Regions from separate parts of the Homo sapiens genome. Here region 1 is linked to region 2. Evidence: chromatin loops called from intact Hi-C (ENCODE). Cell type or tissue: PC-9. All regions are shown on one strand. Links, peaks and the distances in the headings refer to the core of each region. The heading gives the core; the rest is flanking DNA. Region 1 has its middle 41 kb from the start of LINC02290. Region 2 has its middle 150 kb from the start of LINC02290.

The links. Peaks named below come from ENCODE experiments on the same cell type or tissue, not always from the same donor. Only the 100,000 strongest peaks of a DNase experiment are listed, where the experiment ranks them.
Region 1: it touches region 2 in a loop (4-fold over the local background); 43 of 110 quality-filtered maps call a loop at or near these places.

The regions. Positions count from the first base shown.
Region 1 is chr14:66,066,727-66,074,739 of GRCh38, reverse strand. No RefSeq gene overlaps it. Among named protein-coding and RNA genes, the nearest start is that of LINC02290, 41 kb to the left of the region's middle. In PC-9, for the core only: CTCF peaks have their summits at 3,608 and 3,807 (motif pointing right); no DNase peak of the experiment used is centred there.
Region 2 is chr14:65,956,461-65,964,473 of GRCh38, reverse strand. No RefSeq gene overlaps it. Among named protein-coding and RNA genes, the nearest start is that of LINC02290, 150 kb to the left of the region's middle. RefSeq lists enhancers at 6,018-6,567, 6,568-7,118. In PC-9, for the core only: CTCF peaks have their summits at 3,273 (motif pointing left), 4,827 and 5,026 (motif pointing right); no DNase peak of the experiment used is centred there.

The sequences.
Region 1 (8,013 bases), core at 1,846-6,845, 110 kb before region 2:
GCAGGCATGCACGGTAAAGCTGTCAAGATCTCAGGTTACCCCTCCTTCAAACAGCATGTTACTTACTGTCGTCTCCGTGATCCTCATAGCTTCCTTTTTATCTGGGGACACCACAGGTCTTAGAAGGACCAAATCAAGGAGTGGGAGATCCTTCTGTATGCTCTTGAGGCCAGCCAGGGACACAGTTTTCAACATCTTGTTTTCCCCAAACAGCTCTAGACTGAGACACTGCCAGTTAGAAATTCTACATTACAAGGGTTTTGCTGACATTTAAAACCCCAAACCGTACGATGCCATGATATTATTTCTTGTTTAACAAACTGAAAAAAAACAAAACAAAGCATCTTCTCAGCCTTGGTGGGCAGAGCCAGGCAGAGCTGAGCTGTTGGGAGGCCAGGGAGTGAAATCCTGGAGGGGACCCAGGAGTTCTGCAGCCCCCACCCCACCCCACATCTGCTGCTCTGACCATGGCTCCTCTTGTGCCAGTGCCTAATGAGTTTTATTATTATTATTATTACGGAGACAGAGTTTCACTCTTGTTGCCCAGGCTAGAGTGTAATGGCAAGAACTCTGCCTCCCAGGTTCAAGCAATTCTCCTGCCTCAGCTTTCTGAGTAACTGGGATTACAGGCACCCACCACCACTCCTGGCTAACTTTTAAATTTTTAGTAAAGACGGGGTTTCACCGTGTTGGCCAGGCTGGTCTCAAACTCCTGACCTCAGGTGATCCACCCGTCTCGGCCTCCCAGAGTGCTGGGATCACAGGCGTGAGCTACCACGCCTGGGCCTAATGAGTTTAAGAAGTTAAAGTTCCAAACTAGAGAGGAAGATGTAAATGTCCTTAATTCTCTGTCCTGAAACATCATTCATTAAAACCCTAATGTTTTAATCTTTATTTTAGATTACGTTTTTTAATTTATCTCCTCCTTCCTCATATGGGAACCTAGTGACTTTCAATTACCACTATCTGAGAAGAGATGTGTTTGTGTTCTTAGCCAGGGGCTTAGATGTGTGCTTATTATTTGCAGAGTAGTTTTTGTGCTCTCCCAGATTTTTTCTCGCTTATGTGATGCTCCTTAAAATCTACCTTTTAATCTTGACAGTCTGGGACTCATTTGCGTTCAGGCTTCTGGGTCTTCAGACCCATGCATTGCCTGCCCCACCATGTATTATTCATAGACACACCTGTTCTTAAGAAGAAATCCAACAGAGATTAATTCATTTTTTTGAATTAATTCATTTTTTAAAAATTCATTGTAAGTGGGAAATCACAACTCTCATTTGTAAACCTGGTGCCCCCATCCACTCATGAGTTATTCTGGAAACATCCTTTGAAAGCCGTCTTCCCCAGCAAGCAGAGGGCTGCCTTTCTTTGCTTCAGAGGGAACCCAAGAGCCCTGCTGGTGGGCCTTTGCCAGGGCCATATCTCTGTAATCTCTGATGCCGCTCAGTTGCATTGTTTTTGCCTGGCAGGAATGGCTCAGTGGTGAGGATAAGGCTGCATCACTGGAACGCATTTCGTGTTGATATAAGAAATTTGCAGAATTTGGAAAATGGAGCAAATTGTATCCTATGAGAACCTTGCAAGGTTTGCATTATTATCGAAATTTCACCTTTGCTATTATTGATTAGTTTTGTTCCTAAACTTTATTTTTAATGCATTTGAAGTAGTCTTCTGGTTGAGGATTATTCCTAAATTTTTAATTGTTCCTTTAATGCGTATTTGTCTTTGAGCTTCTTAGTTATACTGGGACCCAAATAACACCTCTTCTTATGCTAGATTTTTCTCCCAGAATGAACCAGCTGCTGTTTTGATTCAGAGCAATGCAGCAAATAGGCATGGCATGTGAGGCAGGGAAACCCACAAAAGCTTTTGACAGAAAACTGACATTTCTTTCTTTCTTTTAGAGATGGAGTTTCCTCTGTGTTGCTTAGGCTGGTCTCCAACTCCTGACCACAAACAATCCTCCTGCCTCAGCCTCCCTTACCTGGCTGAAGTTGACAAAGGCGTTTATCACTTTGTAACATAGTTTAAATGGTTGAAAAGAATGGCCTCTGGGGTAGGAAAAATTCTTACATATTAGTCAACTGACTTTGGACAGGCTATTTAACATCTCTAAATCTAAGTAAACTCATCTGGGGGTGGGGTGGGGAGAGAGAAAGAGTAAAAGTTTAAATGAGATACTAGATTTTAATACTGACTGCTCTCATTGTGTTAGAAGTTATTACTGTTGAGTTTGTGAACCGAGATTTAAAAGTATGACATTGAATGGGATATGGTTACATATCCGACATGTGTAGATAGATGCACAGGATGGTTTGTGTTGAAGACAGCTGTCTCCAGGACAACCACATTGCCCTCTACTTAGCAGGTCCCCTGACAAATCACCTAAGGCAGCGTTTTACTCATAGCTCAATGATTCCTGGCTGTTGCAGATGCTTTAATAAGGAGGAAGAGAGATTTTTCTCCTTTTTAATATAAGAATAGCTTTTATTAATTTTAATTACACATATAATACATTAACACATTCTTTTTACTAAAAAAAAAATTACAGATAAGGCTGAAATCCCCTTTGACCACCAGCTCCAATCCTCATCTCTGCCCCAGAGGTAACTCTTGGTATCAGTGTTATACGTCCTGTGCATTTTTCCATGCTTTAAAGACCATAGTATCTATACCCATAGAAAAAATATTGTTTAATATGCCTGGGTGTTTTACATATAAGTTATCATAGGGTGTGTCAGTCTGCAGCTTGATTTTTGTTCACTCAACAATAGGTCTTGGGGATCTTTCCATGTCAGTACACATAGTATATATATTTTAAAACACTGCTATATATATATAATATATATTATTTATGTATTTTATATATATTAGATATTATATATAATATCTAATATATATAAATATTATATATAATATATAAATAATATATAATATATAAATAATATATATAAAATATATATATGATGAATGAATTATAGTTTATTTAACCAACCCCATTTTTATGCTAATTTCAGTTATTTCTGCACCTAACATTTGATATTTTGCAAACAAAGCTGCCACAAACTTGCTGGGCACATGGGTAAAGTGTTTTTCTGGGGTAGATATGGAGAAGTGGACTCACTGGATCAGAGTATGAATATTTTGCATTTTTTAGATATTGCCAAATTTCTCTGCAAAGTGATTATACCAGCTTATGATCCTACCTAGAGAGTAAAGAATATCTTTTCTCCCATGCCCTTTTTAATTTTTTCTAATTTAGCAGGTTAAAACAAAATCTCTCTCTGATGTTTGAATTTCTATTTTCCTGATTACTGGTAAGACAGAGTATTATTGTCATGCACTTATGGGCCACTTATATTTTCTTTTCTGTGAATTACAATTTTATATCTTTAGAATATTTTTCTGTTGGATTTTTGTTTGTTTTCTTTTCAATCTGTAGAGGTTCTTTATATAATCTAGATACTTATCCTTTGTTACAAGTATTTTCTCCTTTTGTCTTTTAATTTTGCTCATGTTGTCTTCTGTCACACAAAAGTTTTTGTTTTTGATGTAGTCAAATGTATCAGTTTTTTGTGTGTGTTTTGTTTCTCGTGTCGTTTAGAAATCTTTTTCCACATCAAATCATAAAAAATCCTCCCACCTCCTACTCAAATTTTTTTCGTCTAAGACCTTAATGAGAGAAGCTTTCTAGGTAAGTCAGTCCCTACCTATGTTGCAGGTGTATCTGCAACCAGGTAGAAGGAGTGAAGGTCCCTTTCTCTGGAACCCGGCAGGACCCCTCAGGGAGGATGGAGCAGTCCCAATAGTTTCCAGCAGAGGGCAGTGTCTGAGCGGGTCTTCCTCTACTGGGACCCTGAGGGTTCCCTGCCTCACCAAAGGGAACAGGTAACTACTCTGAAATTAGCAGGTCTTGGGGAGGGGAGCATGTATCTGGTCACGGAAAAGACCAGGAGCAAAGTCTGTTTCTGCGTGTGTTCCACAGTGGTGTGGGAAACCACGGGGAAAGTGTGCTGTTGGACTCTTTTATCTGCATATGGAAAGAGAGAAGACTGGAGTGAGCCAGGATCATAGCCGGCTTTCTCCAAGGGAAGCTTCGAGGCCGGCTTCAATCTGGTCAGCACACCTGAGATAAAAGCTTAGGTTTTACAGAGAACACGTTATTTACCAGACAAACAACAGGCAAGATGGAAACATGCAATCCCCAAGCTTATTCTTTTGATTTCATCAATAATTCAAGCCCTGTCTCCTTTGGTGGAGGAGTGGGGAGAGGAGGAAGAACAAAAGAGCCCCGTGGCCAGAGGCACAGCTGACTTCAGAGGGGAAACCGAGGAAACAACAGACAGCTCTGTTCAGCACAGTTCCCTCCCCACCTCACCCCAGGCACATCCCGGGCTAGCAGCTCTGTCTTCCGTTGGTTGTTTAATACTAGCAACATGCGCTATACTGTATCATTATGAAACCAAGACTGCCTTGGCAGTGAAACTCACAGACCCATATAAATATATTAATCTGCCTAGATTTGCAAATCTGAACCAGTTTCTTGGCCCACCCATGTGCTGGGTTTTCTCTGCTTGCCCCCATGTGTCCACTTTGCACCTTTCTCTGAACTTGCTCTGTGCCCGGGAGGCTGCCTGTGGGGTGAGTCAGTGCGCTCCAGGCTCATCAGTTTCTGCTTTGGGTGGACCAATGGGAGACACCTGTGGTTGAGGTCTGGGAATTTGCCTTCCAGGATCTCTCCTGGTTGAACTGTAGTTGGCAGTGGATCCATTCTTCTGCAGATTCAAGGCAGCTTCCTGCCACACTTGGACAAACAACCACCCACTCTCTCCTCTTTTCATTTCATGCCTTGGGGTGTTGGTGGTTTCTGGATAGTTTGTGCTTCACTATCCCTCACTGGCTTCCCTTTTCCCTGCTCACAGCCTTAGAAATAGTTCCTTCATTCATTTCTCTTCAACCTTCTCTTCTGAGTGTACTGTTTGATTCCTGCCCGAACCCTGAAGAAAACAGAAACCTAAATCTGTCTTAATTCTTCATCCTGAAACAGATCAAGCATACAATTAAAATTTTACTGTAGTTTTGGATTCTCTTTTCCACACAATCTCCAAGCCCAGGGTGGCTGCTGCCCTCGCACCTTTCCAAAAGACGGCACAAGAAGTCATTGCAAACCTGCCTGAAAGACTCCTCCGGCTGCATTCCTTTTCTACAATTCTCTAGTGTTGATTTATCAAAGACCCCTTTCCTCAGGCTCACAAAAATGTCCCATTGCTATAAATACTCTTCAATCCAGTTCTAAACTTTAAAGGCAAACAACCTGGAAGATGAAAGGATCATAGGAACCAATTTGGATGCCTGGAGGTTTGACTAATTCATTAAGGGATGGTTGCAGAAAGTTACTGGATATGTAAACTGCATTTATATGCAGCTCTCCTCTTCAGGGACAGGATTGTTGTTCTGTAAGCCAAATAGTTGCAATAAGCTGGCATTCCAAGTAGATGAGGCCACTTAGTGTTCATCTCTCCACAAGGCATACATTGAGTAAGTGAACTGGGTCCCCCAAGTCCCGCTTCCCTTCTCCTACCACCTACTGGTGAAGATGTAAATGAACAAAGCCCAGAGATTGCAATAGGAGGAACAAACCCTAATTAACACATTGGATAACGCAAATAACTGAGAGCTGTTTGGACACCTACTTTAATTAACTGCTAAGTGAGTCTTACTCCCTGCAGACTGTCCTAGTTTTCATCATGTGTTCTTTCTGGGTGCATCTCTTCTACATCTGTAGCTAAGTGACTGCCTCTCTTCCTGTCCAGCTCTCACTCCATTTTCAGCCCAGCCTAGTGACTAAGAGATTCCCTGGACACCTTACCAATGTCCAATCCATATCCAAAGCCTAAGGATGTCATCCAAGTCTCTCCTTGATCTGCACTCCTCTGCTCACCTCTACCACCAGCACTTGGTCCTAGGCCCCTGGACAACTGCAACAGCTTCATAGTTGCTTATACTCCTGAATCAGCACTTCCCTCTCCATGGCACAGCCAGAGTAAGCTTTACAACATGGAAATCTGTCCCTGATACTCTCCTACTTAAAATCCTTTGAAGGCTCCTCATCACTTTTAGGATAAACACTCAAAGCTTTACAAACCTGTGGCCTAGTCCTGCCCACCACTTCTGTGCCCATCTGATGCCACCTCCCTCTGTCATGACCTGAGTCTCTTTATGGTGCTTTTCTCTGATCCTTAAACTTGCCATGCTCTGTCTCAGCTCATGTCCTTTTTCTTTGCCTGTGATGCTCTCCTTACCACCATGAACACTTGCCTTTGCCTAGTTAACTCCTGTGCATTCTTCAGAACCCAAACTCCAACAGTCTCCTTCCTTAAAGGAGCCTTCACTGACCTGAGACTAAGCCAGGTTCCCTGTCACACAATCCCCCAACATGGCCACATGTTGTGGTGACTATATACTTAAAAAATTGAGGCTTATCTCCTCCACTAGAATGTACACTCCTTGAAGTTGGGAGTCGTGTCTTTGTGCACCTGGCGTTGTGTCTGGCATCTAGGCCTGTCTCAGCAAAGACTTGTTGAATGAATGGATGGACACTATTGTGCTCTTTCTTTTAATATCAGCGGGTGGTGAGGGCACCACCACAGACTGAAGAAACGGAGGTCCTCAGTCTGGAGAGATGTAGGTGTGGTACTGATCAGAGTGGGAGGTGGACTGTGTTGTTGTCTGACAGCTGACAATTCTCGGATTTTGTGGACTAGGAGGGTATCCACACGTTCTTGCCTCTTCTGTCTGTGTAGATACTCTCTCCCATCTGGCTCTATCTTGTGCCAGTGTTGTGTACATGCCCACCCACACCCCCAGCCTGTGACCTGGGAGAGCCCCACCAAAGCCCCCCTTCCTTGTGGCTTCATGCCCTTGTTTATTCTTGGGCTGGGAAACCTGAGTCTTCCATTCCCAGGCCTGCTTCTGATCATATACAATGCAGTACTAAAAAGCCAGTTGGTCTCCTGGAACTTCTTTCTTCCCATTAGTTGTTGGCAATGCAAATGAAGGATTAAATCACAAGCAAGACAGACTTTTTGTTCAGAAGCTTGAGTTTTAAGAACCGTCCCCAGGGAAATCAAATGGAAGGGGGAAAACCAAGTATACAAGGCCTTCCTTCCATTCCCCCAAATGTCAGCCAAGAGTGCAGCCTAAGGGATGAGTCAGAAGTAGGGGAGCCAGGGCTTGGAAAACTGATTGTCTATACCAGGGCTTTTCATACTTTAGCATGCATCAGGATCACCTGGAGGGCTTGTTAAACACAGATGGTGAGGGCCCACCCCTAGAGCTTCTGATTCAATTGGCCTGGGGTGGGGCTCAAAAATTTGTGTTTTCAAAGTAGGTAATGCCGATGCTGCTGGTCTCTGGGGCCCCATACCTTGAGAACCACAGCACTACACTGTAGTCTCTCCCCACGTGTTCTAACTCAGTGCCTCTCAAACTCCAACGTGTATTCCACTCCCCTGAAAATGTTAGCGCACAGGCTCTGATGGAGGAGGTTGGAGTGCAGCTGGAGTTTCCGCTTTATTAACCAGCTCCCTGGTGATGAGGATGCTGCTGCCGCACTGAGGTCCCTACGCTGAAAAGCAACGCAAGGTAAACAATTGTCTTCTGGAGCTCTGCTTCTCTCTGATAGACATCTTTTCCTTCCTTTATGCCTTCCTGGTATATTGGGGATATTAGGGGAGACCTTTGAGAGACATGGGTGCCAGGGAATATCACTCTAAGTCTTCCTGGGTCTCGTTGGCCTGACCAACAGGAATCCAATGTTTATGTGCCAGAGGTTTGTTTTGTCTAAGCTACGAAATGAAACTTGGCCTTCTTTAACCACCCTTTGCTGGAGAGACCCTTGCCCATGATGCTGATGGGTGTGAAGCAGAAATACAGTGGAAGAGCTACCCTGGAGGAATCATGCTGCCAAGTCAGACAACTGGAACGTGTCTCACTACCGGGAGTAGTTTC
Region 2 (8,013 bases), core at 2,064-7,063:
CATTGGATTAGGACCCACTGTGGTCCAATATGACCTCATCTTAACTAACTGCATCTGCAGCACCTCTATTTCCAAATAAGTTTTTGTTCCGAGGTTCCAGGTGGACATGGATGTGTGTGTGTGTGTGTGTGTGTGTGTGTGTGTGTGTGACCATTCAACCAGGTACAATCTCTTAGCTTCCTTTGCTTGTTCAGCTTTTTTTCATTCAGCTTCCTGTAAGCAGCAGCAATATAACTTCAAGAAACCCTAGCAATTTCCCAGAAAAGAGGTGAAAGCCCCTCCCCAAACAACTGGATTCTGAGTAGGCTGTGCTTGGATCAAACCACCCCTGGACCAATCACCCATCCCATCCGAGCCTGCAGAGTCAGGCCATGTCTGGGGCAGGGACGGCAGAGCAAGGTGACTGACACACATCTTTCCAGAATTCCATGGAGATACTGAACAGACACAGAGAGCAGGTATCTCCACAACATTTCTCTAGCTTTCCATAAATGTAACTACGTTTCTATTATTAAAGAAAAGAACCTGTACTTTTTAAAGTGCTATTTCCACCTACAGAAACTTGATCATCCAAACATGATGGCTTTGATTTTGAAGACGTTAAATTAGGAGTTCCTTCGGGCTAGGTATTAATCATATATATAAAATGTATACATTGGAAGAAAGTGGATTCAAATAGGGTTTATAGGAAGACTATATTTAAGAATCCCAACTCCTTTTTATTCACATATTTAAGTCAGAAATGTAGGGGACAAGACCCTTAGATAACACAAAAATGTGATATGTGTCATTCAGGTGTATTTAGAACTATGGGATATTCTGAGTAATTTGTTAAAGGAACACCTAAAGTGGATTTCAAAGTCCACCCCGCTCCCACCACCGACCCTGGCTGAATTTCATTTTGTAGCTCTTTTCTGTTCTCATTAAGGTGTCATGTTTGCCAATGGAAGTGCCACCTTCAAACCCAGACTTGCAGAATGAACTCTCAGTCATACAGATTATTGGGTCTGTCCAACATCTTTGCCTTTCTCTCTTATTTCTGACATATAAATAGCGCAAGAACTATTATTCCCCTTTCCCTGAAGGGCAAGGTCAAAGACTTCTTTGAAAAGATTCTGACATCCTGGGTGGGGAAACAAAATAGATTTCATCCTCTCCAGGGTATGATATTTGGGGCAGAGACTAGCAATGTTCTCCGTCAACTTGCACCTTAAATGGCTTTTCTAAATGCTTGCTTATCGCAGCAAGAAGATTTACTAGACAGACATGCCTGCTGTTATTTCATTAATTTGCTTAGTCAGCAAATGGGTATGCCGGCCCATCAGTAACATTCAGCAGAATTTGAGCTTCCTCTGTGGGGCTGCATTTGCCTGGCCCTACTTATGCATCAGTTAACAACCTGCTTTTCCAGAACTCTGACAGTGTGAATGATGGTTTAGACTTAAGCACCACACAAACACTTAGAGAAGTTTATCCCTGCCTCTGCCTGACCTCACATCATAGGAAAAAGGGCTACAAAATAGCCCTTTCTTGCCTCATCTGAGTTGGCAGCAGTTTTGATGGGTCCCAAACTAATTTAGTTGCAAGATCCTCAGCAGTAACTAAGCACCCAGCAGGCACATTCCATTCATCAGTCACCAACCCAGATGGTGTCAAAAGTGTGGTGCCTGAGACACCTGGAGAGACGGAACAGCCTCATGAATTGGAGACGGAAATCTGAAAGCAAGAGAAGGGTAAAAGGAGGCTGAGGGATCAGAGAAGAAAGAAATAATAAATAATAAAAATAATTAATATGGCCAAAGGAGGGAGGGAAGGATCAAGAGCCTCTGGCAATGCAGGTAACCTAGTGACCAACTCGTCCCGGTTTGCCCGAGACTTTCCCAGTTTTGAAACTGGAAGTCCCATGTCCTGGGAACCGTCCTTAGTCCTGGGCAAACCAGAATGGTTGATCACCATAGGTAGTCCAAGGTGGGCTTTAATAATGCAGGGCAGGTGGGGAAGAACCTGAAGAGCAATCTGACATCACGTTGGGGCCAGTTACATTTAAAATTTGAAAACGCCTCTTTTGACTCTGCCACCCTTGTCCCGGGAAGCAGATCCCACAGCATGCCACAGATGCAGCCCAAGCTGCTCAGCTTTGAAGGCTGTCACTTACGGTGTCACTCTTCATACTTCTCTGAAGTGCCATTAAAGGGAACATTTTGTTCTCACACATCAAGCTCCCAGCATACACCAAAGGTTGACCAATATGTATCTCTGACTGGCTGGACTAGTATTTTTTTTACATGCATTTCTTCCTAGTTGTTTATTCTTGGATTATATAGAAATCTAGTTGACAAACTGGTGCCCCTAAGTGAACGAGGCCACGAGGCTAACACTAAAAGCAAATCACAAAATTACAGTAGGAGTCTGAACCAGAAATCTCACCCTAGAGTCAACATGGGCTCGCCTGCAAGGGAGTGCGTGGCCTTCAAAGTTTCTCAGGCACAGACACTCACTGTCCCAGGAGGTTGTCCTGCTCGTCCCACAGCACAGATCTGGCTTTAGCACTTTTCTGTTCATCACTCTTGTCTGTCTTGAGCCTCAGACTGCCCTGCTGCTGGTCTTGGCATTGCCCTCACTGGAGTGGACATCTCATTATATACGTGCCTTCCATTCTCTCTGCTGCCATGCTTCGGGACCTCGCCCACTCCTCCCTGCTCACTGGTCCTTGGCCTTGGCTTTCTGGCTAGGCATTGGCAGCCTACCTTGCCTCCAGCAGGACTCAGCCCAGATTATACAAAGGGTGTCTATTTTTCCAGGAATTCTCCAGTGCTTGGTTTCCCCATGTTGCTTGCTACCCATCTTGCAAAAGTGGAATAGACCATTTAATTAAGATGCTGTTTCAGGAGCAGAAGGCAACACCTAGGCCCTAGGTTTTCTACAATGCCCATTTCTCAATAGCGAATAGCTTCACACAAACATTAACTTACTTTTAAAAATATTTATTAAGAAATTAGCACATGCCAGGCTCTAATGCAGGCATTTAGAACACAGCAGAGGACAAGACAGGCAAGAGTGCAGTGGCCTTTGCCAGCGGAGCTTGTGTCCTGGAGAGGCAGAGAGAGATGATAAGAGTATAAAAACTGACCAATAACACTTCGGAAAGTAATAAGCACTATGAAGACAACGAAAAGAAGGTGCAGCCTTCCTACAGAGGGTGCTTTCCCCTTATGGACCTTCCCACCCAGAGTGTAGTCTGACAACTCCTCCAAGAGCTCTGCACTGCCTCCTGCTGGCCGAGGTCAGCAGAACATGCTGTACTGTCCCGGGGTTGCTTCCATCTCTCCATGAGTCACTGTTTCGTTTTTTGCCTCTATCCCTCCCTCTCTTGCCATTTGTGAAACACACAGTCTTAGTACTTTTCAAGGAGATGGGGGCTTTAGGAACTGAACTTCTCTTGGTAAAGTCCCTTCTTGAGACGTTCTCTGTCAAAACAGAAAATGTTTTCTGCAAGACTATGCAGCTTGGCAGTTATGAGCATGGGCTTTGGCATCAGCCAACCTGAGCTCTTTTCCTTCACCCCCATCTGTCTTGCTAACTGGTATTGGTCCTTCAAAGCATGGTGCAAGTGTCTCCCCCTGAGAAAGCATTTCCTGGTCCCCTGCAATATGGGTACCCAGCAGTGTCAGCTTATAAATGCCACATGGGCATGGTCAAGTCTTATTAATTTGATACCGAGTCACAGCATCTGAGGCATCGATGGGATACAATAAACATTACTGAGTGCATGCATGAATAAATGAATAAGTCTGGAGCTCAGGAGGCCAGCCTGGATCTGATAAACTTGGTCCCCTAGCTAACCGCATAACCCAGGTGTCTACAATGAAAGGCACAGTAAACTTGTTTTCCCTCAAATCACATTATGCACAAAGAAAAAGTTGGGAAGGCATCTCTTGGGTGGTTCAGACTGGCTCTCCCCAAAGCAAGACACACAACTGTTTTTGTCAAAGCCACACAACGACCTCCTCAGTGGACTTCTTTGAAGCATCTATTGATCTTTAAAAAAAGTATAATTTAACAAAAGTGCTTCTTCCAGCTTGTCTTGTTCCCGGAATTCCCTCTATGTATTTCCAGCTGTAATGTGAAATTCAACTGTGTGTCAGCCCTGATGATGGTGAACTCCCTAGCTCAGACACTGGCTTGTTTGGGGAAAGCTGTTTTCACAGCTTTCCCTGGACAAGGTGCTAATCTCTGACAGATTGGAATGAAAAGTTATCCCAGCAGCTCAGACCACCCCCTGGCTGTGCTGGAGTGAAGGCATCAGTGAACGTTAACTCCTAGGAGCCATCTTTGGCATCTCCTATGGTCTCTGCCTGCTGAGCAGAGAGGGGGCTTCAAAGTTGTTTAAGGAATGATGGAAATGTTATAGAGCCACTCTGTTGCTATGTTGCGGATAGTAAGCGATGAGCACAAATCCCTGATATTGAAGGATGGATCACGATACCCTTCTAGAAACTTCCTTCCCCTCTATTATCTTGGCCTGGCAACACTAAGGGAAGGTCATCACCAGGGTTCCAGTTTGCTGAAGTGTAACTTCTCTGCTAATTTTCTACTGAACCCTCATTGTGGTTGATAGCAGATGGCTCTAATATGACAGAGCACTTGACTTGCCGGACAGCTGGGGCAAGTCAATGATTATAAGAGTCTCCATTGCCAATGGAGCCCACAGGAAATAGTGTGTGAACATGCTTTGGAAACTGTAAAGCACTGTACAAATATGAGAAGTTATTATTATGGACCACCCATAAACTACTAATTTTGAACAGAACTGTGCTGAATATCATTTAATATCCTTTTAATGTCTCAGAAAACATTTTAAAACCTCCCAATGCTTTGGTGGTATAATTCTGAACTTCCCTTGTTACAGCAGACAGAGTTCGCAAGCTCCTAAACTTAGACGACTTCGGTGCTGTTTTAAGGGGAGCAGGACAGTTTAAAGATGATAATGGTATATATCTCACCACAAGATGGCACTATTGATGACATTTCTTTGCCTTGATTAAAACGGACCTGACATTTGAGGGGTCCAGGTCAAGAGGGAAAAAGAAGGCCTAAATACCACATGTTTAATTATTTAAAAGTTAAGTCAATCTAACACACAAAGTAAATAAAATATGTTTCCTATCTGGAAAAATATATCTTCCTAATGAATTGGAAAGCGAGGTACAAATTGCAAAAGCTGAGGCTCAGGTTGCAGGCAGAACAGGATGGCTGAGGGAGGGTCAGCATCCAGCACCCTCGTCAGCCCATCGTGCACTGTGAGGGCCTTGCACGCATGCCTCTGAACCCCATCCACATCCCTGTGCCCCTCAGCCTTGGGCCATCCTCAGAGGCCAGACCAGGGGAAAGGCCCCTGCATGATCTGGAAGTATGCTCAGGATTGCTTGCGCGGGGACTTGTGAGGGGAAGTCATCTAGAACAAGATCAGCTGACTTTTCTATAAAGGGTCAGATGGTAACTATTTTAGGCTTTGTGAGCAATGCAGTCTCTGTCACCCCTATTCAACTTTGCCACCGTATCACGAAAGCAGCCATAGACAATACATAAAATGAACGGGTGTGGGTGTGTTCCAATAAAACTTCAGGTACAAACATAGGTGGATTCAGACCACAGGCCATGGTTTGTAGGCAAGTAGTCTAAAAGCTGGGGCTAAGGCTGCCAAATAAAATACAGGGCACAGAGTTAAACTTGAATTCCAGATAAACTGAATACTTGTATAAGTAGGTCCCCAATATTGCATGGGGCATACTTATACTAAGAAAAAAATGGTTTATCTGAAATTCAAATTTAACTGTGCATCATGTATTTTTATTTGCTAAATCTGCCCATGCTAGCTGGGGTGGGAGCAGAGGGTGGGACTGTCCCATTGACCCTGGGCACTCCTTACCCATGGGGAGGGCCACACGCTGAGGGAGGCCAGAGCGGGGCCTCTAAAGCACAGGCCGTAGGTCAGGGCTACGCTGCCCCAGGCCTGAGGACAGTTGTGGTTTTAAAATGACAATTACGTGCTCTCAAATAATAAATAGAATATTATGTTTCCAATTTATATAGTTGATTTTCTGGAGTCTGGGCATTTATATAGTCAACAAATATTTGTCAAGTTCCTGTATGTGCTAGGTACTGAAGGATACACAATGGTGCCAGACAAAAAGGGAAAAAAGGCATAATCCCTGTCTTCATGGGGCTTATGCAGGGGAGGCAGACATCACACCAATGTGCAAATTCACACAGAAATAATCATTACAAAGCAGAGGGGCCATGAAGAAAAGAAGAGTAACAGTGGAGACAAATTAATCGGGGAGCAAGGAGGAACCCTGAGAAGTGAGGTTTGAGCTGAGACGCAAAGGAGCACTAGGAGTTGCTGGGTGAAGCAGAGAGGAGAGGAACCTCCTGAGGGAAGACCCTGAGCTGGGGCAGGAGAGGGGCCAGCGGTGAGTAGGAGGGGGCTCGGCCAGGCCTGTGAGCAGCTCCCATTCATTTCAAATGCAGCAGGAAACTCCCACAGGGTTTTTTAAAGGGAGGGAATATGATCCAATTCTCATTTGAAAAGCTCACACTTGCTGATTCTTCCTGCAGAGCGGATGTGGCAAGAGGAAGAGGAAGAGAGAGGAGACTTCGGAAGGAGTGGAGTCATTCTGGGAAGAGGGAATGTTGAGAAGGGCACAGCTTTGAGAAGCCTGTGCAAGGGCTAGGGGATGGGGCAGGGACAAGAGATAGGGGTGTGCTGACGGCAGCTCCTGGGTTTCTGGCTGTGCTGAGCAGAGAAAATATGAAGGAGACGCAGGCTTGGGAGAAGATGGACACTTCAGTTGTTGATGTGTTAAGTGGGAGGTGCTGTTTATACCACTGAATGGACTTCTCAAGGGAGCAAGTAGGTAAACAGTTGGCCCTCCGTATCCACAGGTTCCATATCTATGAATTCAGCCAACCTCAGATCACACAAATAAAAAACAATACAATGAAACAACTATTTATATAGTAGCATTTACATTGTATTAAGTATTGTAGGTAATCTAGAGATGATTTAAAGTATATGGGAGGATGTATACAGCTTGTATGCAAATACCATCGAGGGAAGAGAGAGACCCTCTCATATTGTTTTATATTGTTTTATACTCAGTACCTGTTCTAAAAAAAAAAAAAAACAAGGAAGTGAAATCAAAGACAGGCAGCCCGGCACCAGGCTCAAAACCAGGCCTGGGCCTGCCTGGCCTAAACCTAGTAGTTAAGAATCAACTCATGACTTAGAACCCAATGTTACCCATAGATTTCAGGCATTGTATGGAAGAACATTGTGAAACTCCCTGCTCTGTTCTCTTTCACTCTGACCACCAGTGCATGCAGCCCGTCACGTACCCCCTGCTTGCTCAAATCAATCACGACCCTTTCATGTGAAATCCTTAGAGTTGTGAGCCCTTAAAAGGGACAGGAATTACTCACTCGGGGAGCTCGGATTTTGAGACAGTAGCTTGCAGATGCTCCCAGCTGAATAAAGCCCTTCCTTCTACAACTCGGTGTCTGAGAGGTTTTGTCTGCGGCTCGTCCTGCTACACTGTGCCATTTTGTATAGGGGACTTGGGCATCCACAGATTTTAGTACTCATGAGAGTCCTGGAACTAGGAGATATGACTGTACTTGTCATATCTGCAGCTCAGAAGAGAGGCCAGGGCTACAAATGGAAGGGAGCAGGTAGTCAAAGTCCTATGGGAGGCATTTGCAGCCATGAGAGTAGCTGGGACCTTCCTGGTGAAAAGAGAAAGGGGTCTGAGGTGGACCCCTGAGGCACTTCAATGTTAGAAGAAGAGGAGGCAGCAAAGACGGAAAACAAGCAAGAGCCAGTGCTGTGCAAGCCAAAAGATGGGAAGGCGTTAAAAAGTTCTATTTCTGACAATTACCAAATACATCCTTTTTCCTTGAGAGCTTGGAAGTCCCCTCCTCGTCATAGCCTCTCTTACCTTATCTTATTGCTAT